Linked DNA regions of Homo sapiens: region 2 is linked to region 1. A link is a loop called in an ENCODE intact Hi-C map of the cell type or tissue named here. Cell type or tissue: CD14-positive monocyte. All regions are shown on one strand. Links, peaks and the distances in the headings refer to the core of each region. The heading gives the core; the rest is flanking DNA. Region 1 overlaps GLT1D1 (glycosyltransferase 1 domain containing 1). Region 2 holds the start of GLT1D1 (glycosyltransferase 1 domain containing 1).

Region 1 (15,565 bases), core at 6,567-11,566:
TGCAAAATTGCATTAGGCCTCATTTAAGAGACTTTTTGTGTGTGTGCTTCTTACCTTATAGATGCTGTATTTTTAATGGCAAAACCTATTAAAAAGCAGAAGTAATGCTTTGCTCTTACAGAGTAATAAGTCTATGAGCAGCTGTGTAGATGATTCTCAGTGATGTTTTCCAGGACGGCTTTTTTTGTTAATGACCTTCATTTTATTTCTAAAAAGCAGTTGTCATGCACTGTCCAATGTACTTTTCTTTTCTCTCTCCCCTCCTTTCAAAAGCCGCATGCTAAGGGTAAGGTCTATGTCCAGAGTCAAGGTAAGATTTTTAAAATATTTATTTACTTATGTACAGGGATAGAGAATGAATATATCAAAATAGATGCATATTTATATGTGATAAATATATATATATATTTAAAAGAATAAGTTTGCATCCTTAAGAGACACATATTGAGATGTTTATGAAGGAGATAATATGATTTCTCAGATTTACTTAAAAATAATCAGTGAAATGGCTACTTTTTTTTTTCTTTTTTGAGACAAGGTCTGGCTCTGTCGCCTAGGCTGGAGTGCGGTTGTGCGATCTCGGCTTACTGCAACCTCTGCCTCCTGGGTTAAAGCGTTTCTCTAGCCTCAGCCCCCCCAGTAGCTGGGACTATAGGCAGGCATGAGCCGCCATGCCCAGCTGATTTTTTTTGTATTCCTTGTAGAAATGGGGTTTCGCCATGTTGCCCAGGTTGGTCTTGAACTCCTGGGCTCAAGCAATCTGCCTGAGAATGGCTACATTGTTAAGATTTTTCTAACATTAGAATAAAAGATAAATAGGAGAAATTATAAAATAATGATTTAAAATGCGGATCACTTAACATTTTCTGCCAGTAGAAGTACGATATACTCCATCAGCAGTATGTTTGGAAAAAACAAACCAAACCAAATGCGGAGCTTCTGTTTCAGCTGACTTGAGTTGGGGGAACTGGAACTCTTCTCCCTTCATACTCCTCCTTCCTCCCTGCCCAATTCTGCCCCTATGGTGGCATCTGAGGCCCTTCATCAAACCCTCTGAGGTTTAAACACAGTTTTTTGTTTTTGTTTTGAGATGAAGTCTTGCTCTGTCGCCCAGGCTGGAGTGCAGTGGCGCAATCTTGGTTCACGTCAACCTCCGCCTCCTGGGTTCAAGCAATTCTCCTGCCTCAGCCTCCCGAGTAGCTGGGATTACAGGTGCCCCCCCACCACGCCCAGCTAATTTTTGTGTATTTTGTAGAGACAGGGTTTTACTGTGTTGGCTAGGCTGATCTTGAACTCCTGACCTCAGGTGATCTGTCCGCCTTGGCCTCCCAGATTGCTGGGGTTCCAGGTGTGAGCCACCGTGCCCGGCCTCTCTAAACACAGTTTGTAAACCACTGTACTACATGATAGAAATAATGGAAAGACTAGATCCAAGGAAGAACATGTAATTGGCCCCAAGCTCAGGTTAGAACGAGTGCAGAGGCTGAGGCCAGGCGTTCGGGCCTCCTGAGGACTTCCATGGTGCTCAGGCGCACCTTAGTGAGGCACGGCATCCTGTCATCACCGTGTCCTTGCTGCATTGGCTTCAGTGACATTTTTAGCTGGTGCAGCAGGAAAAACCTGGGCTCTGAGGCAGCGCGTAGGTTTGAACACAGCGTCTACCACCTCCACCCTGCGCATTTTGAAGTGCGTTTAACCTCTTTGAACATCAGTGTCCAGCTGGATAAACTGGAGGAAGCAGTCTGCTCAGTGGGCCTTTAAGGGTTACAGTGGAGTATGGAAAGCGCCTACATGCAGTCGGAGCCCAGGGCTGGCTTGAAATGGGCGCTTGTTAAATAGCCGCTGTCAGTATGATTCAGTGTGAATAACGATTATGCAGGTGGATTTTGGAGGTGGTTAGATGACTTGATTTACTTACATTTTATAAAATTTCAAAATGTTTCTGTTACCAAGATAACGTGTTAGACGTTGCCTCTGAATTTCTAAATTGTAAAATAGTCATTTTTTTTTTCAGCAAAAATTAAATGTAACTTCTCTCTCTGAAGAAGTAATAGCCAACAGACCATCAGGCATGAGTTGGTGAGGGTTGAGAGTGGGAATTTTACAGGGAGGTATAATTTTCACATGGGGCTTAGCTGACAGTGTTTTTGAAACCTGTTACTTCCTGGCATTTTTAAGGAACTCAAGGTTTGTCTAACCCCTAACCCCGTTTGGGCCTGTCATGGATCCTGGGGCTGAAAGGGGTGCGTCTTTTCTCATGTGGAATCCATGGGCTCTTTTTAACCCTCCTGTGCTGAAGGATTCATGGGACTTCAGTGACACACTCAGAGCATCGAGCGGCTTTATAAAAACCAGGTGCTACTGTTATTTAAACTTCAACACAAGTGGGCCGTGTGTGGTGGCTTACACCTGTAATCCCAGCACTTTGGGAGGCTGAGGCGGGAGGATCACTTGAAGTCAGGAGTTCGAGACCAGCCTGGCCAACATGGTGAAACCCTGTCTCTACTAAAAATACAAAAATTAGCCGGGTGTGGCAGCGGGCGCCTATACTCCCAGCTACTCGGGAGGCTGAGGCAGGAGAATCGCTTCAAACCGGGAAGAGGAGGTTGCAGTGAGCAGAGATCGTGGCACTGCACTGCAGCCTGGGTGACAGAGCGAGACTCTGTCTCAAAATAATAAGAATAATAGTAATAATAATAATAAGCCTCAACACAAAATAACTCATTGTATTTCAGCAGTCGCTTCAAAGTGAACTTGCCCTTTTTTTGTTTCTTTGACCCAGGAATTGCAACAACACCAAACGCCGCTTTTAACTGGAATACCTTTCTTCAACGCTCTGGTGAGACATGAGATCTTCTTAGAGGATTTTGATGAAGTGCATCTTGTCAGTTACTTTCAGGAGCTTGTGACGTTCATGCGGTTTTGAAAAAGTGGTTGTCAGAGAGAACAAGGTTCATTTCCCTCTGTCTGCGGCTTCATGAGTAGTTTTATCCTTTTGAGGAACAGCAGGGCTAGAAAGCCAGAGAGACAGGGGCTCTGGCCCTTTCTGATGCTGTTTTTAGCACCTGCTTTCCAAATTTTCAGTATCATTTCCTGTGACATTTGTTCTTTATAAGAATAACAACCTCATGTGTTCATTTTATTTTACTTTACTAATTATACACGTAGTTAAATTACCATTGTAGAAAAATGAGAAAATATCAGAATATGCAACACATTTTTTTTTTTTTTTGAGATGGAGTCTCGTTCTGTTGCCCAGGCTGGAGTGCAGTGGTGTGATCTAGACTCACTGCAGCCTCTACCTCCCGGGTTCAAGTGATTCTCCTGCCTCAGCCTCCTAAGTAGCTGGTACTACATGCATGCGCCACCATGCCTGGCTAATTTTTGTATTTTTAATGGAGACGGGGTTTTGCCGTATTGGCCAGGCTGGTCTCGAACTCCTGATCAGGTGATCCACCCACCTCAGCCTCCCAAAGTGCTGGGAATCCAGGCATGAGCCACTGGGCCTGGCCAAAAAATGCAACAAAAATTTTAATCACTTGAAATTTCATCACCAAAAAGAAACTGCTATTAATGTTTGATGTGATCTTTCTCAACAATTTACATGTAAATAATGATGTTTAAAAGACAAAGTCAAGCTTCACTTACTACTCTAACCTGCCTTCTTTGCTCATTATGTCAGTAGAATAGAGTGAACTCATCCTTTTTTTAAAATAATTCTATAGTTTGTATGCAGTGAAATGCAGAGATCTCAAGTGTAAAATTAGGCAAATGTTTGACAAATGTATATACCCATGTGACAAATACCCCAATCAAGATAGATAACATTTCCACCACTCAAGAAAGTTCTCTCATGCCCTCTTCCATATTTAATTTCTGTCTCTTTATAGGCGATTCCTAGTCTAATTTTTCTTATCTTAGATTAGTTTTACCTGTTCTTGAACTTCATCTAAGTGGAGTCATGCATTGAATAATTTTTTGTATCTGGCTTTCTTTGTTCAACTAATGTGTTTGAGATTTATCCCTATTGTGTGTATCTGTAGACCTTTTTTCTTAGTATTCTATTTTGGAATGGTGTATTTCATTCCATATATCACAAATTGTTTATCTCTTCTTCTATTGATGAACTTTTAGCTTGTTTTCCATTTTTAACCGTTACAAATACATTTACTATGAATATCCTTGTGCAAGGTTTTTTGGTGACCTATGTTTTCACTTCTCTTGGATAAATGCCTCTAAGTCAAATAGCTTGACTATATGATTAACATTATAAAAAATATCCAAACAGTTCTCCAAGGTGTGCCATCTTACACTTCCACAGAAGCTGACAAGAGCTTCAGTTACTCCACATTCTTGCCCACCGGTGGAGTAGACAGTCTTTTCAATTTTAGTTGTTCTAGGGAGATAATGAAATGGTGTCTCATTGTCATTCTTCTAAGTTTCATTTCCCTGATGATTAATTTTGTTCAGCACCTTTTTATGTGCGCGTTGGCCATTCATGTATCTTGTTTCGTGAGTGTCTAGCCAATTGTGTGTGTGTGTCTTCTAATTATTGGTTTGTAGAACTTCCTTATATTCTAGGTACAAGCCTTTTGTCAGATAAATATATTGTTAATATTTTCTCCCATTATCTGGTTTATATTTTTGTTTGCTTAACCATGTCTTTTGAAGAGCAGAAGAGGCTTAAATTTTATTGAAGTCGAGTTTATCAAACTTTTTCTTTGATGGTTAGTGCTTTTGAGTCCTGTCTACAAAATCTTTACCTACCCTAGGGTCACAAAGATGTTTTTCTTTCTTTTTAAAATGTCTTTAGAAGTTTTAGTGCTGTAGCTCTTTCATTTAAGATTATAAATCCATCTGAAATTACTATTTGTGTGTTGTATGAGGTAGGGATCTGTTTTTTTTTCTTAACAATATCCAGATGGTTCCGGCGTCATTTATTGGAAATGTTTTTCTTTGCCCATTGAATTGCTCTGGTGCCTTCGTTGAAAGTCAGTTTACTGTATGTGGCCTTCCATTATCTATGCCTATCTTTATTCCAATATCATGCTGTTTTGTTGGTATAGGGTAATAGTAAGTCTAGAAACCAAGTAGTGTTAGTCAATAACTTTGTTTCAGAATTATTTTAGCTATTCTAGGTTTTTTGCATATCAATTTAAATTTGGGGCTCAACTCATCAATTTCTGTAAAATCCTGTTACATTGAACCTCCACCTCCTGGCTTCAAGCGATTCTCCTGCCTTAGCCTCTCAAGTAGCTGGGATTACAGGCACGCCCCACCACACCTGGCTAATTTTCTGTATTTTTTGGAGAGAGAGGGTTTTCACCATGTTGGCCAGGCTGGTCTTCAACTCCTGAGCTCAAGTAAGCCATCTGCCTCAGCTTCCCAAAGTGCCGGGATTACAGGCATGAGCCACCTCGCCTAGCCTCCTGCTGCAAACTTCTAAGAAGAGACTGAAGATGCAAAATCAATTCTCTGCCCTCAGCAAACAGAAAGACACCCCAAGTCTGTTTTCATGCTAAAGACTTGAAACAAGAAGACATACATGCAGCCAAAAAACATATGAAAAAAGTTCATCATCCACTGATCATTAGAGAAATGCAAATCGAAACCACAATGAGATAACATCGCACATCAGTCAGAATGGCGATTATTAAGAGGCCAAAAAACAACAGATGCTGGCGAGCTTGTGGAGAAATAAGAACGCTTTTACCCTGTTAGTGGGGATGTAAATTAGTTCAACCGTTTTGGAAGACAGTGTGGCAATTCCACAAAGATACTATTTGACCCAGCAATCCCATTACTGGGTATATACCCAAAGGAATATATATCATTCTGTTATAAAGATACATGCACGTGTATGTTCATTGCAGCACTATTCACAATAGCAAAGACATGGAATCAACCCAAATGCCCATCAGTGATAGACTGGATAAAGAAAATGTGGTACATAGACACCGTGGAATACTATGCAGCCATAAAAACGAACAAGATCATGTCCTTTGCAGGAACATGGATGAAGCTGGAAGCCGTTATCCTCAGCAAACTAAGGCAGGAACAGAAAACCAAACACCGCATGTTCTCAACTTATAAGTGGGAGCTGAACAATGAGAACATGTGGACACAGGGAGGGGAATAACACACACTGGGACCTGTCAGGAGAGGGTAGGGCTGGGGGCATCAGGAGAGCATCAGGAAAAATAGCTAATGCATGCTGGGCTTAATACCTAGGTGATGGGTTGATAGATGCAGCAAACCACCATGGCACACGTTTACCTGTGTAACACACCTGCACATCCTGCACACGTATCCTGGAACTTAAAATAAAATAAGATAAAATGAAACAAAAAAGACTTGAAACAAAGCCTCTACCACATACTCTATGTCAGTATTAAGTTCTATTGAAAAGAAAAATTTCCAAGCATTTTATCAGAAATAATTTTCGTAGTGTATTCATCAATCTCAGCCACACTAGCATGGCTGTTCTCAGTATTACAGATGAACCCACACGACCTCAGCTGCTTTGTCATGTCAGTTACATGTACCATTATTCAGAACGAGTGGGCCCATTTTCAATTTCCTGTTGTAAGGTTAGTCTGTCTTCAATCTATCACAGGACGCAATGGCGTTGTAACTAAGATTCATAATTTCCAGTAGGAGAATGATTTGTCATCACATTCCATAGTCTCAGGGTTGACTGTTTCGTTGGTCTTGCTATTGAATGATTAAGGGAACAGCCAGGAGATTTTAAACACTCCTTACAAAGCGTTTTCCTCTGGAGACCTACTTGGCTGCTGCTTAATCTTAATGTGTGCAATTAGAAGTTGTAAATGTATTCAGAATATATGGGCTTAGAGAGACTGGTTGTGGCTCTGATAGCTGACAGTGGCAGATAACGGCTTAAGGGTAGATGTAGGATTAATCTGCGTCTCTGGGTTTTATGATCAGGCATCTGTTCGCATTTGTGCCATCGTTTGTCTTTGTCGTCTCTCAGGCTCTGGGGATGGGCCGTCCTCATCAACCTTACTCTATCTTCCCTTGGCCTCTGGAGCATTGGAAACCTGTGACTGTGATTTGTCCCTCCCACTTGGAGCTTCAGACAGTGAAAACAGAAGGTAGAGTGAAGTTGGTAGACACTATTAGTGATCAGATACCATCTGCCTTCTCACCAACTATTAACCTTGAAATCAGGGGGAGTGGGTGGGAAGGGCTTCATTTAACACTGCATATAAACAGTTGAGTGATTGATTAGTCACCAGGGTGTGTAGTGTGCTTCTTAAATGTCTGATGTCCACGTGGCGATGCATTCTCCTCTTCCGGCATGTCACAGGTTTTCTGACCATACTCAATTCTATCTCTAAGCCCCAGCTAAAGAATGAGTAAGTCTCCTTAATTTAAAACATCAAACCCCTCTTATGCTTACCATTATCTCACATACAAACAGGTCAACTAAGAACAAATAAATAATAAAGCAGGTTAAGTGTAGTAAATGGCATGGTTGTAATTTTTTCACACGATATTGACAATAGCTATTCTGATTGGAAGATAGATGTGTAGACATCAAATTAGTTACCTGGTCTTTGAGTTTTTCTGTGCATTTCTAGATACATTTTAAATGTGATGATTCCATGTTCTATGAATTTTGCCTTTAAATTTCAATAACCAACACATCTAAAGTCATGATTCCTTTCAGGCTATCAAACCTAAAACGTATGAAAGCTTAAATTGACTGGGTAACTCCTTCCTGTTTTTCTGATTTCTGTTTTATTGTATTTCTAGTTTTATTGCTTATTTCTCTCTCTCTCTCTCTCTCTCTCTCTCTCTCTCTCTCTCTCTCTCTCCCCCTCCATCTCTCTCTCTATCTCTCTGTCAACTCTATTTGTATTTCTATAATGGAAACTCAAATTTGCCTAACTCAGATTGTAGCACTTTTCTTCCTCAGGCTAGTCCTAGGAAAACTCACTTGTTTTTTGTATGGAAAACTAGTGTTAGTAGAAGCCTTTATTCTTGCATAGCCCCCAAATCAGCTTTTTCAGCTATAATTTAGTAAGTCTAATGTGTTCGACTGAAGTACTTTTTTTTTGTAATAACAAGTGAAAAATAATGAAGAGTGTGTCCTGGCGCAGTGGCTCACGCCTGTAATCCCAGCACTTCGGGAGGCCGGAGGCCGAGGCAGCGGATCACTTGAGGGTCAGGAGTTCAAGACCAGCTTGACCAACATGGTGAAGTCCTGTCTCTATTAAAAATACAAAAATTAGCCAGGTGTGGTAGTGCATGTCTGTAATCCCAGCTACTTGGGAGGCTGAGACAGGAGAATTGCTTGGACCTGGGAGGCGGAGGTTGCAGTGAGGTGAGATTGCGGCATTGCACTCCAGCCTGGACAACAAGAGTGAAACTTTGTCTCAAAAAAAAGAAAGAAAGAAAAAAGAAAATAATAAAGACAGCTTCTAGAATAGAATACAGGGCATAGAGACTGCCTCAGCGTGGATTGGGTTTCTGTTCCTGAGCCCGCTCATGACTCATACTTGGGAGATTAAGCAATGTGGAGTGTAGCTGTTGGCAGCAATATGCCAGATCGTGAAAACAACACATTTTGTTTTGAAGATAAAAATACCGTTCTCCAGGAAATGGTTCTATCGGAAAGACATTTGTTAAGTGACGAGTTCAAATCTTGACTCATGGATAACCTAGATATTAGAGGAAAAGCAAAGGTAATAAAAATAAGTTTGGCATTAAAAGGAGGAGACAACATTTATTAAAAAAATTAGTCAGGTATGTGCCCTGTCTCTGAGCATCAGCAGGCCAACCTTATTTAATAGTTCTTTGTTAAAAGCTAAGAATTTATACCACCTTAAAGCTGTCAGGGGCTTTAGGGAGCCCGAAGTGTAATTCATCAGAGTTGATGCTTACGTGTGATGAGCCTGAGCCCTTGAACACTTGATCAGGATTTTTCCTCTATAATCTTTATTTTTGGTGAATGATATTTTGGTATGTGGAAAGTGCACATAAGCTACTCAAATCCAAATGCTGTCTCTTTCTTTTAGTTTTTTTTTTTTAACCTAGAGTAAGACAAGTCTATAGCCCTTTATTCTATCATTTTCTAATTTAGTTTCCTATATTCCCATTACACTTAATCTCCAACCCAGGAAGAAGATGAGGGGAGAGGAAAGGAATATAGGATTCACTCCATCTCCCTGCAGCGTCTTGCAGGTCAGGGGTCTCATAATGAATTGAGTAAGTTAGGGACCAGCACTTTTAAACATTGAAGTGAAATCAAATAGAAAACATCGAAGTGGCTTGCATGTAGTCAGCCTAAAGTATGTTTTTAATCATATATAAACTCTATGTCTATGTATGTGTATGTGTGTATTTATATATCTCGTGTGACTGAGTTGCAACATAATATGTTTATCTTACCGTATGTCATAGTCAAAAAACTCTGAAAATCAATATTGTATCTTATGGATTATTCTCTTCTCAGGGCCATCTTTCCAAGGGATCCCAGGACGGGGGTAGTTGGAGGGCCACTTTTTTACAGCCTGTGTGACCAAAATGCCAATGCGTCTTCAGAGCCTCGAGTTCTCAGTAGCTAAGTGTGTCAGAGTAGAGGAACAACATAGGTTTCCAGCACTCATACTTCTCACATAGCAAAAATGAAGAATTAAACAGAGTCTCTTCATCTTGACGTCACCTGCGTTCTTCACACAGTGCTTTCAATACCATCTCTGGATGCCATCTTTGTAGATTGTTTGTTTGTTTGACATTTACTTTTTTTTTTTTTTCCAATTCGGTAATACTGATTCTTGACTTCCCCCTCTTTTTGGTACCTTTGTGATTCTCCTTGTACCTTCCTTCTTTCCCTCTTCCCCCTTCTGTGTATATGAATAGACATTCCATGCACATCAAGAATATGGGGGAAGTGATGTTTCTCCCTTCTCAGTGTGTCACATATGGATGTGTACAGCGTCAGCTTGTCCCAATACTGGAGATCTTTTTCTGACTATGTAAACTCTGTGTGTGTGTGTGTGTGTGTGTGTGTGTGTATACACACCAGCTATGTGTGCTGGGCTAAGGCTTCCTCCCCTAGTTAAACTGGTATTCCCTGGTTTCTCCGTGTACTGTACAGGTATTATATTTCCTTTGTAATTAGTAAGTAATTTTTGAGAGGGTGCTCTTAATCTCTATCCTCATCAAACTTTCACTTGCAAATTTTAGCATTCATTAGTGGCTTTTGCCTAGTAATGTAGGCTTGGACTGTTTCTCCTACCTGACCTCTCAATCTTGAAAAGTTTTCTCCATTTTTAACAATCATTTATTAAAATGAATAGCTTGACTCTTGACCTCATATTCAAATGCCTAACCTCAAATTCTTCTGACCTACAATTCAAATTCTGCATGTAGCGTCTAGCTTAGACTTTTGGTCAAACAAGGACTCACTAAGGTTTGCATTTCTAAAGTTAGCTTCAGGATACTTAGAATATTAAGGAAAGGGCCAGGTGCGGTGGCTCATGCCTGTAATCCCAGCGTTTTGGGAGGATGAAGCCAGTGGATCACCTGAGGTCAGGAGTTTGAGCCCAGCCTGGCCAACATGGTGAAACCTCATCTGTACCAAAAATACCAAAAAGAGCCGGGCATGATGGCCTGTGCCTGTAGTCTCAGCTACTCAGGGAGCTGAGGCAGGAGAATCGCTTGAACCCAAGAGGCAGAGGTTGCAGTGAGCCGAGAACGCACCACTGCACTCCAGCCTGGGCTACAGGCTGAGACTCCATCTCAAAAAAAAAAAAAAAAAAAAAAAAGAGTATTAAGGAAATATTAAAAACTCTACATATTCAATGAAAATTGACAATGCAGATTGTCAGCGGCTTATTCAGAGGCTGTGACAATTTTCCAAGGCTTTTCTAAGAGCGACATCTCGATCTTAACATTTCAGTAAGATTTGCTCCCGTTGGGTATTAATTTTTTGAAGCTTTTGTGATTGCATTAAAGTGGTGTCGCCATAAGTCATTATATTCACACTAGTTGTATTCTTGTTCAAGATTTGGAATAGCATAGAGAAAATGAAAGTGCTTGAATTAAATAATGGACGAATGCCTGTGCTGGGAAAGAAAACCTTGAACCTGCATAATTTTATGGCCAATTATACAGGTTATAAATGCTGAAGTTTTAGGTCGGCTTGTGTAAAATATATTAGCAATTTCTATTGCATGCGTCGTGTACTGAGCTGTAATAAGCCACCGCAGGATGCACCACCTGCTCCCATTTGTTCTGTGGTGGGGGGTTTGGACCTTCTAATGCCTCCAAAGTCTTTGCTAATAAGGCTCAGCTTTTTCCTGTATCTGCAGATGTCTTGGTCTGGATCCCTCACTTTTTTTCTTTTCTTTTTTTTTTTGAGATGGAGTCTCACTCTGTTACCCAGGCTGGGAGTGCAGTGCACCATCTCTGCTTACTGCAACCTCCGCCTCCCGGGTTTAAGCGATTATCCTGCCTCAGCCTCCCCAGTAGCTGGGATTACAAGTGCCTGCTACCACAGCCAGCTAATTTTTGTATTTTTAGTAGAGACGGGATTTCACCACGTTGGTCAGGCTGGTCTCGAACTCCTGACCTCAGGTGATCTGCCCTCCCGCCTCCCACAATGTTGGGATTACAGGCGTGAGCCACTGCGTCTGGCCAGGATCCCTCACTTTAGAGAGCAGATTCACTATAGGAATTTGGACTGTGAAGCAAATGTGTCTAAATTTACGCCTCTTTTTCAGAAACTTTTATTACAAAATTAAACATATTTTCTCATTAAAAAAAAAATGCACCAGCTGAAAGCAGCCACCCCTGCATTTCTCCTGATGCTGGGGTTTGGCCCTGCGAGGGCTGCTTCATGTGTGTCCGCTGGGCTCACTTGGACACTTACAGACGGCCCAACCCTCACTGGGTCCTGCATGAGCTCATAATGTGTCCAGGGCCTCATGCAGCCGGGAGTCTCCAGACTAAAGCCTCATTCTTGGCCTGGAGCACTGGCTCATGCCTGTAATCCTAACACTTTGGGAGGCCAAGGTGGGCGGATCACTTGAGGTCAGGAGTTCGAGACCAGCCTGGCCAACATGGCGAAACCCCATCTCCACTAAAAATACAAAAAGTAGCTCGGGGTGGTGGTGTGTGCCTGTAATCCCAGCTACTTGGGAGGCTGAGGGATGAGAATTGCTTGAACCGGGGAGGTGGAGGTTGCACTGAGCCGAGATCGTGCTGCTGCACTCCAGCATAGTTGACAGAGTGAGACTTGGTCTCAAAAAAAAAAAGAAAAAAAAAGAAAAAGCCTCTTTTATTTATTTATTTATTTTTTTGAGACATCTTGCTCTGTCACCCAGACTAGAGTGCAGTGACCTTGGCTCACTGCAACCTCCGCCTCCCGGGTTCAAGTGATTCTCCTGCCTCAGCCTCCTGAATTGCTGGGATTACAGGCCCCCGCCACCACGCCCAGTTAATTTTTGTATTTTTGGTAGAGATGGGGTTTCACCATCTTGGCCTGGCTGATGTTGAACTCCTGACCTCAAGTGATCCTGGTGAGCCACCATGCCCAGCCAAAAAGCCTCATTCTTAAGAATGAGAACAGAGATCGCGGGGCCAGATTAGAGGGTACCGGTGTGAACGGGGCAGTGGGGAGAGTGGGAAGCACAAAGTCTTCCCCCGCCCAGGCTTGGAAATCACATATGGCCACTGCCACTGACAGCCATTGGAAGTCCCAGGCCAGCCCCGGGTCTTGGGGTACAGTGATCTGTTCCACTTCAGATGGGAAGGGCTGCAAAGACTGTGGCCATCCACCACAAGCAGTCTTAGTGACAGCTTCCAACCTGGGAAACAATGCTGCTTCTTTCTTTTCTTCATAAATAAATTGTTTTTTGTTTTTTTTTTTTACTTTTTCCATATTTATTGAGGTACAATTAATGAAATTATATGTATGTGAGGTGTACAATGTGATGGTTTGGTATCTGTATACATTTTCCTTTATATACCTATGGACATGTGTTTGTTTATCTTTTCTTCAACTTTTATTTTAAGTTCTGGGTACATGTGCAGGATGTGCAGGTTTATTATGTAGGTTAACAATGTGCCATGGTGGTTTGCTACACAGATTATCCAATCACTTAGGTGTTAAGCCCAAGCATCCATTAGCTATTCTTCCTGATGCTCTGCCTCCTGCGACCCCAACCCTCCGACAGGCCCCAGTGTGTCCTTCCCCCATGTGTCCATGTGCTCTCATCATTCAGCTCCCACTGATAAGTGAGAACATTCGGTTTTTAGTTTTCTCTGCCTGCATTAGTTTGCTGAGGATAATGGCTCCCAACTCTATCCATGTCCCTGCAAAGGACATGATCTCGTTCCTTTTTATGGCTGCATAGTATTCCATGGTGTATATGTACCATGTTTTCTTGATCCAGTCTATCATTGATGGGCGTTTGGGTTGATTCCAGGACATGCATTCATTTAGGTGTGTGGATCTCTCTATGCATATATGAGTTCATGAGGACATTAATATATAAACCATTTTTCTAGTTTCATCAAGACATTATTCTTCCTATCTAGAATTGCATCTAAATCTTTTCTAGAACGTCTGGCTCCTATTTCAGTCATAGTTGAGTCAGTTCCCCCGTGCCTCATCCTTTTTCTTTGCAGCAAAAGTTGCATTTTACAGCCTGAGCTCAGCTCCATTTTTTCCCACCAGAAATCATTAGTTTACAGCAAGGAAATTAATATAAAAGTAAGAGTAGGGGCGGGGTGTGGTGGCTCACGCCTGTAATCCCAGCACTTTGGGAGCCCAAGGCGGGCAGATCACCTGAGGTCAGAGTTTGAGACCAACCTGGCCAACATGGTGAAACCCCATGTCTACTAAAAATACAAAAATTAGCCAGGTGTGGTGGTGCATGCCTATAATCCCAGCTACTCAGGAGGCTGAGGCAGGAGAATTGCTTGAACCCAGGAGGAGGAGGTTGCAGTGAGCCGAGCCGAGATTGCACCACTGCACTCAGCCTGGACAACAGAGCAAGACTCTGTCTCAATAATAATAATAATAATAATAATAATAATAATAATAATAATAAGAGTAGGAGAAGCTGGCCTCGAAGTCAGAGGCCTCCACTTCTGAATGCATCTGTGATGTCATTGCTACTGCAGCATCCAGAGCCCTCCCCACTGAAAACATTCTGAACTCTTCTCTTACAGAGATTAACCAAAGTGCTGATAATTTGCACATATTTCTTCTGATATGTGGACTTCGACAAGTTAAGGATCCTCTCTATCTGGTGGACGCATTTTCAGGTGTGTTTGCTGGCTACCTTCCTCCACTGTTTATAGAATTCCTTGTGGGCGCCCATCTCAGCATTTCTCTCTTCAGGGCCCTGAGTTTTCTTTCCTCATTCTTTGCACGTGAGCAGAACTGTTTCTAGATTGCTACTTTGGAAAAGAACAGAAAAATAATGCATGGGATCAGCAGCTCTTTGGAGGAATTTCTGTTTAGTTTTCCACTGTCCTGTGCCCTCAGGTTCTGAGAAAATCATAAAAATAGCAAATAATGATAGGACTAAAATAATTTTACCTGAAAATATTTCACACATGCTGATTTGTGTGATGCATTTGGAGTTTTGGTTATTGTTTAAGGTAATCGATACAGTCTTGGTATATTCCAAAGTCCACATTGAATTGGGGTGATATTGGAGACTAGTCCTAGTTATCCAGTAAATTAGAAATCTGGACAATGGATAATATTGTAGAAATTCACTTAAAATCATAAAATGTCAAATACAGAAATTCTAAATAAATATAATTTAAATTGCCTAATATTATGAATGAAAGCCAAATGATATGAAATAATTTATGTTATTGAGAAATTTATATTGAAGTTAGTTGTGCTTGCAGCTGTGACTTAAACCCATTTGAAGTGTTTTTTTGTCTTCTTTTTTCTTCCCAAGCCTGGCATCAGGAGGAGCCCAATGTGCACCTGGTGATTGTGGGTCCTGAAGTAAGTTGATGTGCAGTAAACACTTATCTCATCTCTGTTTTCCTCTATATACTTTTTATGTATTTTCTACAATCAGTTTACATTGCTCTTCTTTATTTTTTTGAGACGGAGTCTTGCTCTGTCCCCCAGGCTGGAGTGCAGTGGCGTGATCTCGGCTCACTGCAACCTCTACCTCCCGGGTTCAAGCAATTCTCCTGCCTCAGCCTCCCGAATAGCTGGGACTACAGGTGCCCACCACCATGCCTGGCTAACTTTTTGTATTTTTAGTAGAGACAGGGTTTCACCGTGTTAGCCAGGATGGTCTCCATCTCCTGACCTTGTGATCCACACGCCTCGGCCTCCCAAAGTGCTGGGATTACAGGCGTGAGCCACCGCGCCCAGCTTACATTGCTCTTCTAACCAAGTGGAGTTTTCCTCTTTTTAAGTAAATGAAGTCAATTTGCCTCTTAAAAATGAAAACTAGACCAAGGTTAAAGATCATTACAACGGCAATGAATCTTGACGACTAATTTATTGCTACAAAGGATAACTAATAACTTCTACGGAAATACAGAGGAGTCC
Region 2 (15,565 bases), core at 4,349-9,348, 66 kb before region 1:
AAAAAAAAAAGAAAAGAAAAAAAATACCTAAGACTGGGTAGTTTTTAAAGAAAAGAGGTTGAATTGGCTTGCGATTCTGCAGGCTGTACAGGAAGCACTGCAGCTTCTGCTTCTGGGGAGGCCTCAGGAAGCTTCCAATCATGGCAGAAGGCAGATGGGCAGTGAGGCGTCTCACATGGTGGGAGCAGGAGCAAGAGAGTGCGGCGAGTTCACACTTGTAAACTACCAGAGCTGGTGAGAACTTGCTTACTCTCATGAAGACAGAACGAAGGGGATGGCACTAAACCACTCATGAGAAATCCACCCCCATGATCCAGCCACCTCCCACCAGGCCCCACCTCCAACACTGGGGGCTACAATTTCACATGAGATTTGGGCGAGGACACAGATCCAAACCCATATCAGGGGCCCACATTGGACGTAGTTTCAAGGTGGACCTGGGCAGGTGTTTCCAGATGAGATTTGCGTCCGTGAACTGAGTTGAGCAAGTGCGCTCCCCGGTGTGGCTGGGCTTCATCCAATCTGTTGAAGGTCTGAGTAGAGCGAAAAAGGTGGAGGAGGCTGGGTGCGGTGGCTCACGCCTGTAATCCCAGCACTTGGGAGGCGAGGAGGGTCTGCGGATCACTTGAGGTCAGGAGTTCGAGACTGCCCTGGCCAAAATGGCGAAGCCCCGTGTCTACTAAAAATGAAAAATTATCTGGGTATAGTGGTGTGTGCCTGTTATCCCAGCTACTCAGGAGGCTGAGGCAAGAGAATTGCTTGAACCCAGGAGGCGGAGTTTGCAGTGAGCGGAGATCCTACCACTGCACTCCAACCTGGGGGACAGAGTAAGACCCTGTTCTCAAGAAAAAAAGGAGGAGGAAAGAGGAATTTGCCCCCCCTTCCCCACCCCCCTCCATTTTCCCCACTGCCTCACTGCTTGAGCGGGCACATTTCATGTCATCTTCTCAGCAACCACCCCCACCATTCCCCCTCCTCCCTCAAACTGGGATTTACACCATTGCTCAGGCCTTCAGACTGGAACTGAATTACACCACCAGCTTTCCTGGTTCTCCGTATGGCAGACAGCAGATCAGGGTTCTTCTCAGCCTTCATGATTACATGAGCCAATGCCTCATAATAAATCTCCATTTACGAATATGAATTTCCCATTAGTTCTGTTTCCTTGGAGAACCCTGACTAATACAGGTATCTACTGGCATTTGGGGAAAAGCATTTTTTCTTTAGGCAGGGATGTCCTATACGTTGCAAGGTGTTAAAACTTCTGGGCCTAGTTGTGAAATATTGACGACATTCCTTAATCATTCTGACAACAAATTTCCTTCTCCATCCCCAAATTTCCAAAAGTCCTCTGGAGAGCAGTTCTGAATCTGGTTCAACCACTCATAAGCTGTAGAGAGACTAGAAAAGAGATAATCACAGAGTCAGGCAATTTTTACCTGCAAGATTTTAAAAAACAGAGTTTTTAAAGTTCTTCGTAGTTTCTTATATTACTGAATTCCTTCCTTCCTTTCATCCCTGCCTCCCTCCCCATCCCTCCTTCCTTCCTTTGTTCCTTTCTTTCTTCTTACTTTTATTACTTCTTTTGTATCATCAAGAATGAGTGTTGAATCCTACTGAATGTTCTTATTCCACCCATTGAGAGGGTCATATGTATTTCTGTTACCGGAAAGGGGTCCTATTTCAGACCCCAAGAGAAGGTTCTTGGATCTCACACAAGAAAGAATTCAGGGCGAGTCCATACAGTAAAGGGAAAGCAAGTTTATTAAGAAAGTAAAGGAATAAAGAATGGCTATTCCATAGACAGAGCAGCCCGAGGGCTGCTGGTTGCCCATTTTTATGGTGATTTCTTGATGATATGCTAAACAAGGGGTGGATTATTCATGCCTCCCCTGTTTAGACCATATAGGGTAACTTCCTGACGTTGCCATGGCATTCCTAAACTGTCATGGCGCTAGTGAGAGTGTAGCAGTTGAGGACAACCAGAGGTCACTTTCATTGCCATCTTGGTTTTGGTGGGTTTTGGCCGGCTTCTTTACTGCAAACTGTTTTATCAGCAAGATCTTTGTGGCCTGTATCTTGTACCGACCTCCTATCTCATCCTGTCACTTAGAATGCCTTAACCTCCTGGGAGGCAGCCCAGCGGGTCTCAGCCTCATTTTACCCAGCCCCTATTCAAGAGGGAGTTGCTCTGATTCAAATGCCTCTGCCATTTCCTCTTTTAATCTATTAATTTAGATTGCTATGGCAGAGGTGACTTACTGCAAACCTATTCTGCCACTTTTCTTTAGTAACCACGATTGTATTTAGGTGGCAGTGTACCCAGTTAATAGACCGCATGTCTTAGCCTCCTTGGATGCAAGAAATGGCCACGTGGCCAACACAATAAAGGCATAGGGCTGTTTGCATTTTTAGGAAGACACTTTAAAATAAAATACACCATCTGGAGTGCACCACTTTTGCCTTTCCTTCCTTCCTGCTGCCTGGAATGTTGATGTGATGGGTGGAGCTGTAGCAGTCCTACTCCTTATCAATTCCTTGATAAGGTGATCTTGAGACTAGAAGCTAAACACTAGCATGATGGAGTAGACAGAGGAAAGTCTGGGTTCCTGGTGATGGTACAGCCACTATATTAGGCTTGGGCCACCTTCTTCTGAACTTAATTTACGTAAAAATAAACTTCAAATTTTTTCTAAACACAAGAATACAGATCGAGGTTATCAAGGAATTGAAGTGAGCCTTCAAGCACTGTGTGAAATGGCACATTCAGATTTCATCTTAAGCAGGCAGCTGCTTCCCAGCTTCAGTCAGCCACAGGATGGTGGCTTCATTTAATCAGATCTCTCATTTTTTAACAGATATCAGAAATTCCAACTTCTATATGAAAGCTCCCAATTAAAAAATGGTGGCTTGGCCAGGTATAGTGGCTCACGCCTGTAATTCCAGTACTCTGGGAGGCTGAGGTGAGTTGACTGCTTGAGCCCAGGAGCTCAAGACCAGCCTGGACAACATAGTGAGACCCCACTTCTACAAAAAATACAAAAAATTAGCCCAGCATGGTGGTGCACATCTATGGTTCCAGCTACTTTTTTGGAAGGCTGAGATGGGAGGATCACTTGAGCCCAGGAGGTGGAAGCTGGAGTGATCCATAATCACACCACGGCACCCCCAGCCTGGATGACAGAGTGACACTGTCTCAAAACAAACAAAAAATAATAGCTCAGCTTTTATGAAAAACACGGTGTAGCCTAAATACATCTAAGGATGATATTGAGCCCACAAGGCTGCCAGTTCAACTCTCCTTAGGGAGGTTCCTTTCTGGGCTCATGCTGAAGTCGCCTTTGTAAAATCAGAAATGTATCTGTTCACATTTAGCTTTTAATATCCCATGGGCAAGGTGAAATAGGGGAAGATCATGGGCAAGTGCCCCCCTCTACTTCTGTATACCACACCAGACACTGCGTTTTATTGCCTCTTCTTGGTGTGTAGCAAATATATCAGGAGTCCACTCAAAACTTATTTATTTATTTAACACTGAGTCTTGCTTTACTGCCTAGGCTGGAGCGCAGTGGCATGATCGCGGCTCACTGCAACCTCCGCCTCCTGGGTTCAAATGATTCTCATGCCTCAGCCTCCCAAGTACCTAGGACTACAGGCTTGTACCACCATGCCCATCTATTTTTCTATTTTTGGTAGAGACGGGGTTTTGCCATGTTGGCCAGACTGGTCTTGAACTCCTGGCCTCAAGTGATCCACCCACCTCGGCCTCCCAAAGTGCTGGAATTATAGGAGTCAGCCGCCGTGCCCGGGGTCAAAACTCTTTTTCTAAAATGTCGTTAGAAGGGGGTTGTGACAGCTCTGTGCAACTTGTCCCCTTTCCTGTTTGCTTATGTAATTCTGTTGGAAAGTATTAAGTTGTTTAGCAGAATGATAATATTTTCAGATCGCTTTTGTCCTTTAAAAAGGATGTGGCCTGCCTGCCTGGTGCCTGGGAAGCTGAAATACCAGGAAGAAGAGCAAAATCCTGGGTGTTTTTTTGAGAGTGAGAGGAGGACAGGATTTTGATTGTTCTACAATGATATACAACTCTTCCCTACTCCATGCCACACTGAGAGGCAGAGTGGTGGACGTACCTGGGAGAAGCCTGCGGAGCCGAATGTGCCCTCCAGGATGGACTTTTATATCTTGATAAGCCTGGGGGTCACCATGCTGCGTAGGGAGGCCGGAGACCTGCCACTGACGGTGGTTATCCCATGTCATGGCTTTCTTCATTCCCACTTTACCTTTTTGAGGCTGGAAGGTATTTAGGGGATGACAGAAAATCAAGTTTGAAGGTCAATGGAAATATTGGGCACCCACTAGAATGTCCCACATCTGTAAATACATGTGCATCTTTGTAAACACTTAACAGCTGTTTTGGGGAGTGCTTGTTTAAATCCACAGATGGCATTTTGCCAGAGGCCTCCTTCAGTTCCCTATTTCTCTCACTCAAGGTATCCTAGTTTGGAGATCCAGACCAGGTGCAGCCCATGTACCCTGATGAACCCCAGGTTCCCCTCTCCAACATCTTTCTCACCCGACAGGTGCGGCCCTGAAATGGGTTTCTACTGTCTCCTCACACAGTCCCCATGTTCCCCTCCTCGGGTTAGTTTTAGGGTAGTCTAGCCTGGGAAGGAATTTGGGACTGATCATGCCACGTTCCCTGGAATGGGACTAGAAAGGAATCCTGGGCTTCGTGCGGACCAAGGCCCCACTCAGGTTGTCATGGAAAATGAGGCTGAGAGCCCCTCTCTGCAGCACCCTGTGGGACGGAACCCGAGGTCTCTGCTGGTCCCGGTGGGCACAGACCTGCAGCCAACCCGGTGTTCCGTGAAGCCCTGATTTCCCAATGAAGCCCATGGAAGCCATCACTGGTTTCCATGGGAGCGGACCATGGCCACCCCTGCTCCTGTTCCCTGTGGGAAAGGACCAAGGCCGCCCCTGGTCCTGGTCACTGTGGGAAGGGACTGTGGTCACCGCTGGTCCTGGTCCCCTTGGGAGGGACTGTGGTCACCGCTGGTCCTGGTCCCCGTGAGAATGGTCTGTGGTCACCGCTGCCTGTTCCCTGTGGAAGGGAACGTGGTCACTGCTGGTCCTAGTCCTCTTGGGAGGGACTGTGGTCACCGCTGGTCCTGGTCCCCGTGTGAGGGACTGTGGTCACCGATGGTCCTGGTCCCCGTGGAAGGGACTGTGGTCACCGCTGGTCCTGGTCCAGGTGGAAACAGACCGCGGCTACCCTGGTGATGGACCCCACGGGGCACACCCGCGCCACCCCGCACCCAGGGCTCGCGCCGCCCGAGGCCCCCGGTTCCTGTCCCCCTCCCCGCCTGGCGCCGGAACCTGCGAGCTGGGGCGCGGCCTCGGGGAGGGGCGGGCGGGACAGACCCAGCCGCCCCGGCTCCCCCGCCGTCCGCGTCTGCGCCGGCCCCGGGGCCTGGTCGGCGGCGGCGGGGCCGGTCGATGGCCCGGGCGGCGGCGGCGGCATGCGGCTCCTGTTCCTGGCGGTGCTGCGGCCACACACCGGCAACGCGGTCACGGCCCAGCGCGTTCGGTAGGTGCAGGGCGCCGGGGCCTACGAAGCCTGGGCCGGGGGCCGGGGGGCGGGGACGCGGGACCCGGGGACGCGGGGCGCTCAGCCAGGCCCCCTCCAGCCGCGCCGGGGCCGTCCCGAGCCGCGCGCACAAACGGATGGGCCGGTGCCGCCTGCCGGGCGCGCGGGGGTCGGTGCCTTCTGCGTGGCGCGCGTGTCCCCGGGTCTCCGTGCGGCCGGCGCATTGGCCTCGCGCTCTCCGGAGGGGACTGAGCAGGTGAACAGGCCCGGAGCCTGTCGTGGAGGGGCCCGGGAAGGCCTCGCTGCAGAAGCAGGATGGGAGCAGGATCCGCAGGGATGCGCAGCGGGGTCCGCGGAGCTCCCGGCGGGGGCGCGTTTCCAGGCCGGGGACCGCGGTGCCAGCCCTGCCCTCGCGGATCGGGTCTCGGCTGTGTGCCGGCGTCCGGGGTCCTGTCCCCGAAGTCCCTTTCCCACCTCCCCTCTGCCCTGTCTATTCTCGTCTTCCTGGCTGGTTAGCTCCTTCACACTCATCTTTTTCTGCCTTTGTCTTATTTGTTTACTTGTTGGTCTGTGTTCTGGTCGCTGGAACGCAAGCCCGGCGGGGGCCCGGGGAGGGGCCGCCGCGTTAATCCCGCCGCCTCCCACCCGCACAGCGGGCGCTCGGCCTGTATTAGCCGGATAAACATATTCCTTGAGGCGAAGCCTGGGAAGTGCCAGGATTAGAGCCTGCAGCTTAACAGAAGCCGTGTGTGTGTGTGTGTGTGTGTGTGTGTGTGTGTGTGTGTGTGTAAAAGCGGACTTGCTTCATGAAATTTCCCGATTTACTTCCCTTCTGTGGGCCTGTTTCCCCATCAATTTATTTTTTTGAAATGGAGTCTCGCTGTGTCACCCAGGCTGGAGTGCAGTGGCGCAATCTGGGCTCACTGCAACCTCCGCCTCCTGGATTCAAGCATTCTCCTGCCTCAGCCTCCCAAGTAGTTGGGATTACAGGTGTGCACCACCACGCCCGGCTGATTTTTGTATTTTTAATAGAGACAGGGTTTCACCATGTTGGCCAGGTTGGTCTCGAACTCCTGCCCTCAGGTGATCCGCCTGCCTCGGCCTCCCACAGTGCTGGGTTTACAGGTATGAGCCACTGTGCCCGGCCTCCTCATCATTAAAATGAGCAATTGAGACTCCACCAACACTTTCATGTCCCTTTCAGCTAATTTCTCCTAAAGATCATAAGCAGAAATGACCAAGAGAGGATCCATCAGTTTTCTGAAATTTGCTGGAAAATTTACACTCAGGTTTCATGGTGCAGGTTTCTATTAAATAGGTCAGTGATGCTCTGCTTGGGTTTAGCAGTGAGGAGCCCTTTGTGTTCCTGGCTCTGTTGGATGAACCAGCATCCCAGTATGGGAGAGGAATGAAGGAGGTGATTTCACATAGGGATTAGTGCTATTAAGAAAGCAAAACTAGGAGGCTGAGGCAGGAGAATCGCTTGAACCTGGGAGGCAGCTGTTGCAGTGAGCCAATTGATCTGGGATCACGCCACTGCACTCTAGCCTGGGTGACAGAGCCAGACTCCATCTAAAAAAAAAAAAAAAAAAAACAACAACAACAACAAAAAAAACAAAAAACCTAGGGCAGGCTTTCATGGCGGCTCAAGCCTGTAATCCCAGCACTTTGGGAGGCTGAGATGGGAGGATTGCTTGAGCCCAGGAGTTAAAGACCAGCATGGGCAACATGGTGAAACCCTCATCTCTACAAAAAAAAATTTAAAAATTAGCTGATGTGGTGTGTGCATGCCTGTGGTCCTAGCTACTCAGGAGGCTGAGGCAGGAGGATCAGTTGAGCCCAGGAGGTTGAGGCTGCAGCGAAGTGACATTGCACCACTGAACTCCAGCCTGGGTGGCAGATCAAAACTCTAAAAAATAAAACAAAACTGTTAACGGAAAGAGGTCCTGATCCAGAACCCGATAGAGGGTTCTTGGATCTTGCACAAGCAAGAATTCAGGGCGAGTCCTTAAAGTGAAAGCAAGTTTATTAAGAAAGTAAAAAAATAAAAGACTGGCTACTCCATAGACAGAGCAGCCCCAAGGGCTGCTGGTTGCCTTTTTTTTTTTTTTTTTTTTTTTTGAGACAAAGCTTCATTCTTTCGCCCAGGCTGGAGTGCAATGGCGGGGTCTCAGCTCACTGCAACCTCTGCCCCCCGGTTCCAGCGATTCTCCTGCCTTACCTTCCGGAGTAGCTGGGATTACAGGCGCCTGCCACCACACCCAGCTGATTTTTGTATTTTTAGTAGAGACAGGGTTTCACCATGTTGGCCAGGCTGGTCTCGAACTCCTGACCTCACGTGATCCTTTGGTCTTGGCCTCCCAAAGTGCTAGGATTACAGGCATGAGCAACTTCGCCTGGCCTTGGTTGTCCATTTTTATGGTTATTTCTTGATGATATGCTAAACAAGGAGTGGATTATTCACACCTCCCCTTTCCAGAACATATAGGGTAACTTCCTGGCATTTCCATGCATTTGCAAACTGTCATGGTGCCGATGGGAGTGTAGCAGTGAGGACAGCCAGAGGTCGCTCTCGTTGCCATCTTGGTTTTGGTCGGTCTTGGCTGGCTTCTTTACTGCATCCTGTTTTATCAGCAAGGTCTTTATCACCTTGTATCTTGTGCCGACCTCCTATCTCATTCTGTGACTTAGAATGCCTTAACCATCTGTGATTGCAGCCCAGTAGGTCTTAACCTCATTTTACCCAGCCCTTATTCAAGACTGAGTTACTCTGGTTCAGACGCCTCTGACAAAACTAGATAAAGTGATTGAGAGGCATGATGATGGCTGAGATGCTTTAGAGAATGTGGTCTGGGAGGCTGTCTCCGGAGATGACATTGAAGCTAAGACCGAAAAGAGGCTGTCACTGAGATCTGGAGGGATGGTCCCAGGAAGGAATAATGGTGAGAACACAGGTCCTGAGCTGTGTGAGAAGCAGAAAGGCAGCCAGGGTCACTGGACTATAGAGAGTTTGGGGCCAGTGCTAGGAAATGAGTCAGAGAGAGAGGCCAAATCTGGCTTGTACATGTGGTGGGGAAAACACTTTGTGCTTAAGAAGTAATTACCACTAAAAAAAACAAGAAAACAAAAAAAGATGGTGAAACCCCATCTCTGCTAAAAATAAAAAAATTAGCCAGCTGTGGTGGCACAGACCTGTAATCCCAGCTTCTCGGGAGGCAGAGGCTCAAGAATCGCTTGACCTGCAAGGCGGAGGTTGCATGAGCCAAGATGGCGCCACTGCACAACAGCCTGGGAGACAGAGAAGACTCCGTTTCAAAAACAGAAAAGAAAATCAAAAACAATGTTGAGTGACCGAAGAACCTGAACGGGCACAGAGTTAGAAGCTTCAGGCAAAAAGGAAATATTACCTGTTATTTAATATTTTGCTCCTAACTTGAGCTGTAAACCCACATCTTCCAAGGGCCCAAACTCACATCCACCCACAAGGTCACGTTACTTTTGTCCCAACTCAGAGGTGAATTAATAGAAAAAATAACTATGTTAGCTGCCGTCCTGAGATTCACTCCCCCATCATTCTGTTGGTGGTGCACTTTTGAAAGTGCCTGTCTTGCTAGGCCTTGGGGCTACAAAGGGGAAGGAGGCGGGCAGGGTTTATGCAGAAGGTTGACTTCAGCTAAACTGGAGTGGAGGGCCATTTAGTCACTTCGTTCTTTCTTTTCCTGGCTGTGCAGAAGCAGAATAAAGGCTGCTATTCAGGCTTTGATGTTTATTCAGACCAGGCGTTTGTTGTCCTTCACCTCAGGAAGGATTGCTGGGGGAAGAAAAAGAAAAAAGCAGAAGTTGCTTGAAGACATCTTCTGCCTTGTGAAAGCTTAGTCTCCTTGAGGAAATGATGCTGGTGTCCTGGACGGGCGGGGAGGGAGGTTCCCTTGGTGACTGAGAGTCCCTGTGATCTAATCAGCAATGAGCAGTGAGGACTGGATGTTCTCCTCCAAAATCTCTGCCAAAGACCCCGGAGACCACCTTCAACTGACCCTGGACACTTGGTGAAGGAGTTCCCCAAATACGTAAATCTGGAGTTCCCATCAGCCTGGCAGAATAGGAGGTCAGAATTAGGTAAGACTGAATTTAAAGAAAAAAAGAAGGGGTTCTATTCTTGCACAAGTTGGTCATTGTAAAGCAACACCCCATCTATAAGTAAGGGTGCTAAATCCTCATGAATGTATTGGCCTGGGAAGCACAGAATCCTCTGGGGACATATAGGTGGGGACCGATCCCAGATCAGAGGTCAGGGAAAGCCTTCTCGTGCCTTCCAAGCCCATTCCCTGTTGAAAAATGGCAAGGTCCAGACCAAGTTTGCTTTGTGGCTCAGTGTTCTTTTTCATAATGAGGATGCCAATATGGGTTGTGAATGGAATTAAAAGAGTTAATACACTTTCAGCGTTTTTAAAGCAGTGTCTGGAACATAGTGAGGACTAAGCTCTGATTTTTTTATCTTGCCCAAATTCCTGTCTAAGGGGTCTGGGAGTCATGCCCTACAAACCATAAAATCCCATCAGATGGGTTTTATTTGACACTGTATATCGTGACTTACCTTCCAGTCTGACTCTGGCATAACATTATGAGACAAGAAAAAAAATCAAAATATTTAACCCCAAAACATGCTTCTGTGCCATATCTTGAAATGGCCCTGCAGAGCCATCCTTTGTGGGAGGAAAATCTGCATCTGTAAAGAATTTCTGCCGGGCCTGGTGGCTCACGTCTGTAATCACAACACTTTGGGAGGCCAAGGCAGGTGGATCACTTGAGGTCAGGCATTGGAGACCATCCTGGCCAACATGGTGAAACCCCGTCTCTACTAAAAATACCAAAATTAGCTGGGCGTGGTGGCACACACCTGTAATCCCAGCTACTTGGGTGGCTGAGGAAGGAGAATTGCTTGAACCCAGAAGCAGAGGTTGCAGTGAGCTGAGATCACACCATTGCACTCCAGCCTGGGCAACAGAGGGGGACTCAGTCTCAAAAAAAAAAAAAAAATCTCCATTAACATAGCTAGATCTTTTTCTTCCATGCCCTCCCAATCCTGAAGAGATTAACTAAAAGTCTAGCACCTTTTAAAGATCTGAAGAGGAAAAATTTGTCATTTATTGTTTCTAAGGGCAGCCACCGTAAGACTTCAAAGGAACGTTGGTCTCCACAGTCTTTTATCTTAACTTGAACATTTCCTTTCTATGGATCCCAGGTCTTAAGACAAGCCTCAACCAATTGTCAGCCAGAAAATGTTTAAATTGACCTATAGCTTGGAACTGCCCTTCCTCCCCGCAACCCCCATGCTTTGAGTTGTCCTGCCTTTCTGAACCAAACCAATGTATTTCTTAAATGTATTTGATTGATGTCTCATGCCTCCCTAAAATGTGTAAAACCAAGCTGTACCTCGACCTCCTTGGGCACATGTTCTCAGGACCTCCTGAGGGCTGTGTCACAGGCCATGGTCACTCATATTTGGCTCAGAATAAATCTCTTAATATTTTACAGAGTTTGACTCTTTTCATCAACAACAGTTGTGAGCTATTAATCAGCATAATGGGCCTTAGTTAGCAAGGTGGGAGAACGGAGGGGGAGGCGTCTTAGGCAGAGCGTCAACCAATGGGATGGGAAGAGACCATCTCTTCCAGAGCTGAGAGTCACGCAGCCTTCACAGCACAGAATCCTGTAGATCAGCGACTCTGCCTCCGGAAGAGCATGGGGCACAGAGGATGTGCCGAGGAGGGGGAGCCATTTTGCCCCCAGGGCCGTTGGGCAAGGTCTGGAGACATACTTCGCTGTCACCACTAGTGTTGGGGGCTACTGGCATTGAGTGGGACGCCACTCCACACCCTGTAGTGCACAGGGCAGCCCCTCCCCAAGAGTGACCCTGCTCCACATGTGAACAGGGCTTTGCTGATGAACCCTTCTCTAGGTGGGGTCAGGAGATGTGGCTGGAGAGGGAGACAGGGCCACGCGACACCTTCAGTTTTGTGCCAAAAACAGGATTGCACCATGAAAGGCCATGAGATTTGTGTGTAGTTGAAAATCATGTATGTATTTGGGTTTGGCATATTTAAGAAGTAAAATGAACAGGACTTGGCAGTTGAGTGTGGGGAATGAAGGAGAGAAAAACCTGTGATTTCCTTCATGATAGAGGGAAAATACTGGGAAAAAAAGACAGGAAAATCTAAAGCTTCTGCTGTCTAGTAGTTTTTTAGAAGATGTAGGTGACAGAATGGAATAATGTGTTTCTTGGGCAAAAAATCTGGGGGATCAATAACTTGAGAATTGATGTCGTATTGTCTGTGTGTCACGTTAAATATTCTTCAGTATAAAGTGTTCAGGGTGTGTAAGTTTCCTTTAAGTATAACCTGTGAGCTGCTAGCGAGTATTCTGAATACCCTAATGTGGCACCTACACTCTAGAGATGTCTCCTAAGCAATGTAACATTAGCAACCCACGTCAGAAGATTTGTTCATTAGCATAAAGCATTTCAGAAATTAGGCTGGCGCGGTGGCTCACGCCTGTAATCCCAACACTTTGGGAGGCCGAGGCGGGCAGATCACCTGAGGTCAGGAGTTCAAGACCAGCCTGGCCAACATGGTAAAACCCCATCTCTACTGAAAATACAAAAATTAGCCAGGCGTGTTGGCTGGCACCTGTAGTCCCAGCTACTCGGGAGGCTGAGGCAGGAGAATCGCTTGAACCCAGGTGGCAGAGGTTGCAGTGAGCCGAGATTGTACCACTGCACTCCAGCCTGGGTGACAGAGTGAGACTCCGTCTCAACAAAAAGAAATTAGTAGTGTCTAAGATATGTGGTTCACTGGGAAGACGACACAGGCTTTTGACCAAGAAGTCAGGGAGCCCTCACCTGCTGGGCAGCCCTTGAGGGGTTGCCAGCTCTATTTGGTCTTGCATCCCTGCCATAACCCTCTGTCATCTGGCTTAACTAGATTGGCTAGTGTGGCTGCCAGTATGGTCCAGTGTGGACTCGATCCTTCGGGCAGGGTGCTTGGAGAACACAGAGAGTTCTGCAGCCCAGCAGAATAGACCGTTTTGTGTGTGTGTGGCTGAATCTGGAGTGAGAGTTCCTCTCATTGTAGGGCACACCTGGTGGTGAGGTTGGAAGGAAGAGGTCAGAAGGGTCCCCACCCCCCTCTGATCCCCTGAGAATGAACATTTGCCAGGAGAGCCAGGCCGTCCTCACGGAACCGGGGAAATTGGTCTAGGTCAGTTTCTAACGGTGAAGTTCAAAATTAAAAGCAGCTCTGGTAAGTGAAAAAATAGAGTCTGACACCTAGAGAACCAAGTTCATGTCACCTGTGGAGGGGGATAAACTGCACAAGGAGTGGATGTAAAAAATATTCACGCCGAGAGTAAGTTGTGGAGTTGTTTCAAAGGGTGCCCCCCGTTATGCTAAAACAGGAGGCTAGTCCTTGGAAACACTGAAATCATCTTCTAAAACCAGGGCGACAAACTGCTGCCTGCCCGGGGTGAAACGCAGCCTCCCTGCCAGTTTTGTAAATAAAGTTGTAGTGGCCCCAGCTATACTATTATACGCTTACGTGTTGTTCACATTTCTGCTTTTGCTTCTCAGGGGCAGAATGGAGTAGTTAGAACAGAGGCCCTCTGACCCACGAACCCAAAGGTATTTCCTCTCTGTCTGCTTCCAGGAAAGGCCTTCTGACCCGTGCTCTACATCTTGATATCAGATATTCACTAGATAACTGAGTTGCATGCCTAGGGTATTGTCTGCAGAGCTGCCAAGGGTACTGGGGAAATGCGTGAAGATGGTCTCGGGAAGAGAACAAAATAGAGCATTTGGTCCTCCTCGGCCCAGAGCAGGGAAGCCCAAGGGGCAGTTCAGTCCAGCCAGGAGTGTGTTGACATCAGAATGATGGCAAATGTTGTCACACTCATAGCTGGACTTGGTGCAGCGGGGTGGTGACTGTGTGTTTGTTGTGTTTCTCCATCTGGAACGGAGAGTGCAAAGGTGTGTTTGTCGGAATGGGAAGCATTTTAGATAATGGGGGCAGATCGGAGCACTACAGGACACGGACCAGAAAGGAGAGAAAGCGAAGGAAGAAATGCAAACATCCTTTGCATCCAAGGCAGTACTTTCCCTTCCAGGCCCGGCTACTTTCTGGCCGCATCATTCTGAATTCTCTGTGTCAAGCATTTGGGAAGAAAAAAAAAGTATGAGGAAAAGTTTTCAGGTTTTCTAGATTTTCTTTTGAGGAGTCAAAGGAAAGTGTGAATGCAGATGAAGTTCAGACAAGGAGGCTATTTTATTTTTTCTGCCTTCCTTGGTTTTGTTTGTTTTTTGAAGATCTTGTTACTAATTTTTCCACGTCCAAAGATAGCCATTGAGGCCAGCCGCGGTGGCTCACGCCTTTGATCCCAGCATTTTGGGAGGCTGAGGCAGGCAGGTCACTTGAGGTCAGGAGTTTGAGACCAGCCTGGCTAACATGGTGAAACCCTGTCTCTACTAAAAATACAAAAATTAGCTGGGCATAGTGGTGCATGCCTGTAATCTCAGCTACTCAGGAGGCTGACACAGGAGAACTGCTTGAGCCTGGGAGGTGGAGGCTGCAATGAGCCAAGATTGCGCCACTGCAGTCCAGCCTGGGTGACAGAGTGAGACTCTGTCTCAAAAAAAAAAAAAAAAAAACCACAAAGATAGCCATTGAAAGTTGTTGCTGGGCGCTGTGGCTCACTCTTGTAATCCCAACACGTTGGGAGGCTGAGGCAGGCAGATTGCTTGAGTTCCGAAGTTTGAGACCAGCCTGGGCTACATGGTGAAACCCCATCTCTACAAAACATACACCAATTAGCTGAGCATAGTGGTCCCAGCTACTCAGAAGGCTGAGGCAGGAGGATCACTTGAGCCCAGGGAAGTTGAGGCTGTGATGAGCCATGATGGCACCACTGCACTCCAGCTTGGGCAGCAACAGAATGAGACCCTGTATCACACAAAAAGAAAGTTGTTAATATCTTCATTCAGCAGATATTTTTTGAGCGTCTCCCATGGGTACAGTGCTGTGTAGGCGCTACACACAGAGCCGGCGTCAGCAGTCCCTGTCCTCAGGAGGCAGCCGCTCAACCACAGACAGCTTGCGCACATCAGCTCGATGCTAAGCATTGTCACTTGGAAGACAAGTCTAGCATTCTAGCATGGAAGACAGACACAAGCACGTAATTACCCAAACATTTGTCTGATTGTGATACGATCAGTGCTATGACAGAGAAGTGTAGGGTGATGACAGAGAGAGGACTCTGAATAGAGCCGACCTAGTTCCAGAGGGCGTAGGGTCCAAGGAAGAGCTTCCCTTTCCCCCTCTGAGGGTTCACTGAAAACCAGCTGGGCAAAGACAGACTCATAGGAGACACGGCACACACCTGTGTTGGTCATAGTTTTACATGACATGGGAGCCTTCAGAATGAAGACCCAGAGACACGAGAGACTGGCCAGTTTATGCTTAGGTTCAACAAGGTACGGACAGCCACATGGGAATAGGATGGGATGAAAAGGGTCTGATCGAACACCGATAGACTGCTTGGGGAGGCCCAGCAAGGCGAGTCTGTCTGGATTCATCTTCGCCCCTCTGTGCAGCCTTCTTTCCTTCTGGTACAAGGCAGGCCCGCTCTGGAATGGGAGCTTTGTGACTTGCAATCAAACAAGGTAGTTTGGATAATTTATTATTTTTTTTTTTGAAATGGAGTTTTGCTCTTGTTGCCCAGGCTGGAGTGCAGTGGCGTGATCTCGGCTCACTGCAACCTCTGCCTCCTGGATTCAAGTGATTCTCCTGCCTCAGCCTCCCAAGTAGCTGGGATTACAGGCATGTGCCACCGCACCCAGCTAATTTGGTATTTTTTTAGTAAATAGAGACGGGGTTTCACCATGTTGGTCAGGCTGGTCTTGAACTCCTGACCTCAGGCGATTCACTC

The links. Hi-C counts contacts between places; a loop is a spot of excess contacts. Peaks named below come from ENCODE experiments on the same cell type or tissue, not always from the same donor. Only the 100,000 strongest peaks of a DNase experiment are listed, where the experiment ranks them.
Region 2: a loop joins it to region 1, with 3 times the contacts of the local background. A loop is called at or near these places in 3 of 110 quality-filtered maps.

Annotation. Positions count from the first base shown.
Region 1 is chr12:128,912,151-128,927,715 of GRCh38, forward strand. It overlaps GLT1D1 (glycosyltransferase 1 domain containing 1), which reads left to right. Exons shown (of 12, transcript NM_001366886.1): 5 at 274-310; 6 at 2,783-2,839; 7 at 14,209-14,304; 8 at 14,955-15,004. Among named protein-coding and RNA genes, the nearest start is that of GLT1D1, 66 kb to the left of the region's middle. RefSeq lists an enhancer at 4,346-4,465. In CD14-positive monocyte, for the core only: no CTCF peak of the experiment used is centred there; a DNase peak (open chromatin) is centred at 8,521; H3K4me3 peaks cover 320 bases; H3K27ac peaks cover 2,192 bases.
Region 2 is chr12:128,848,060-128,863,624 of GRCh38, forward strand. GLT1D1 (glycosyltransferase 1 domain containing 1) reads left to right here and starts at 5,419. Exons shown (of 12, transcript NM_001366886.1): 1 at 5,419-5,590. The coding sequence starts at 5,523. LOC100128276 (a long non-coding RNA gene) reads right to left here and starts at 5,036. Exons shown (of 3, transcript NR_148996.1): 1 at 5,017-5,036; 2 at 4,134-4,293; 3 at 1,112-1,401. It also overlaps the pseudogene LOC124903089. RefSeq lists silencers at 5,398-5,497, 5,688-5,887 and an enhancer at 5,749-6,400. In CD14-positive monocyte, for the core only: no CTCF peak of the experiment used is centred there; DNase peaks (open chromatin) are centred at 4,452, 6,412 and 8,612; H3K4me3 peaks cover 4,916 bases; H3K27ac peaks cover 4,695 bases.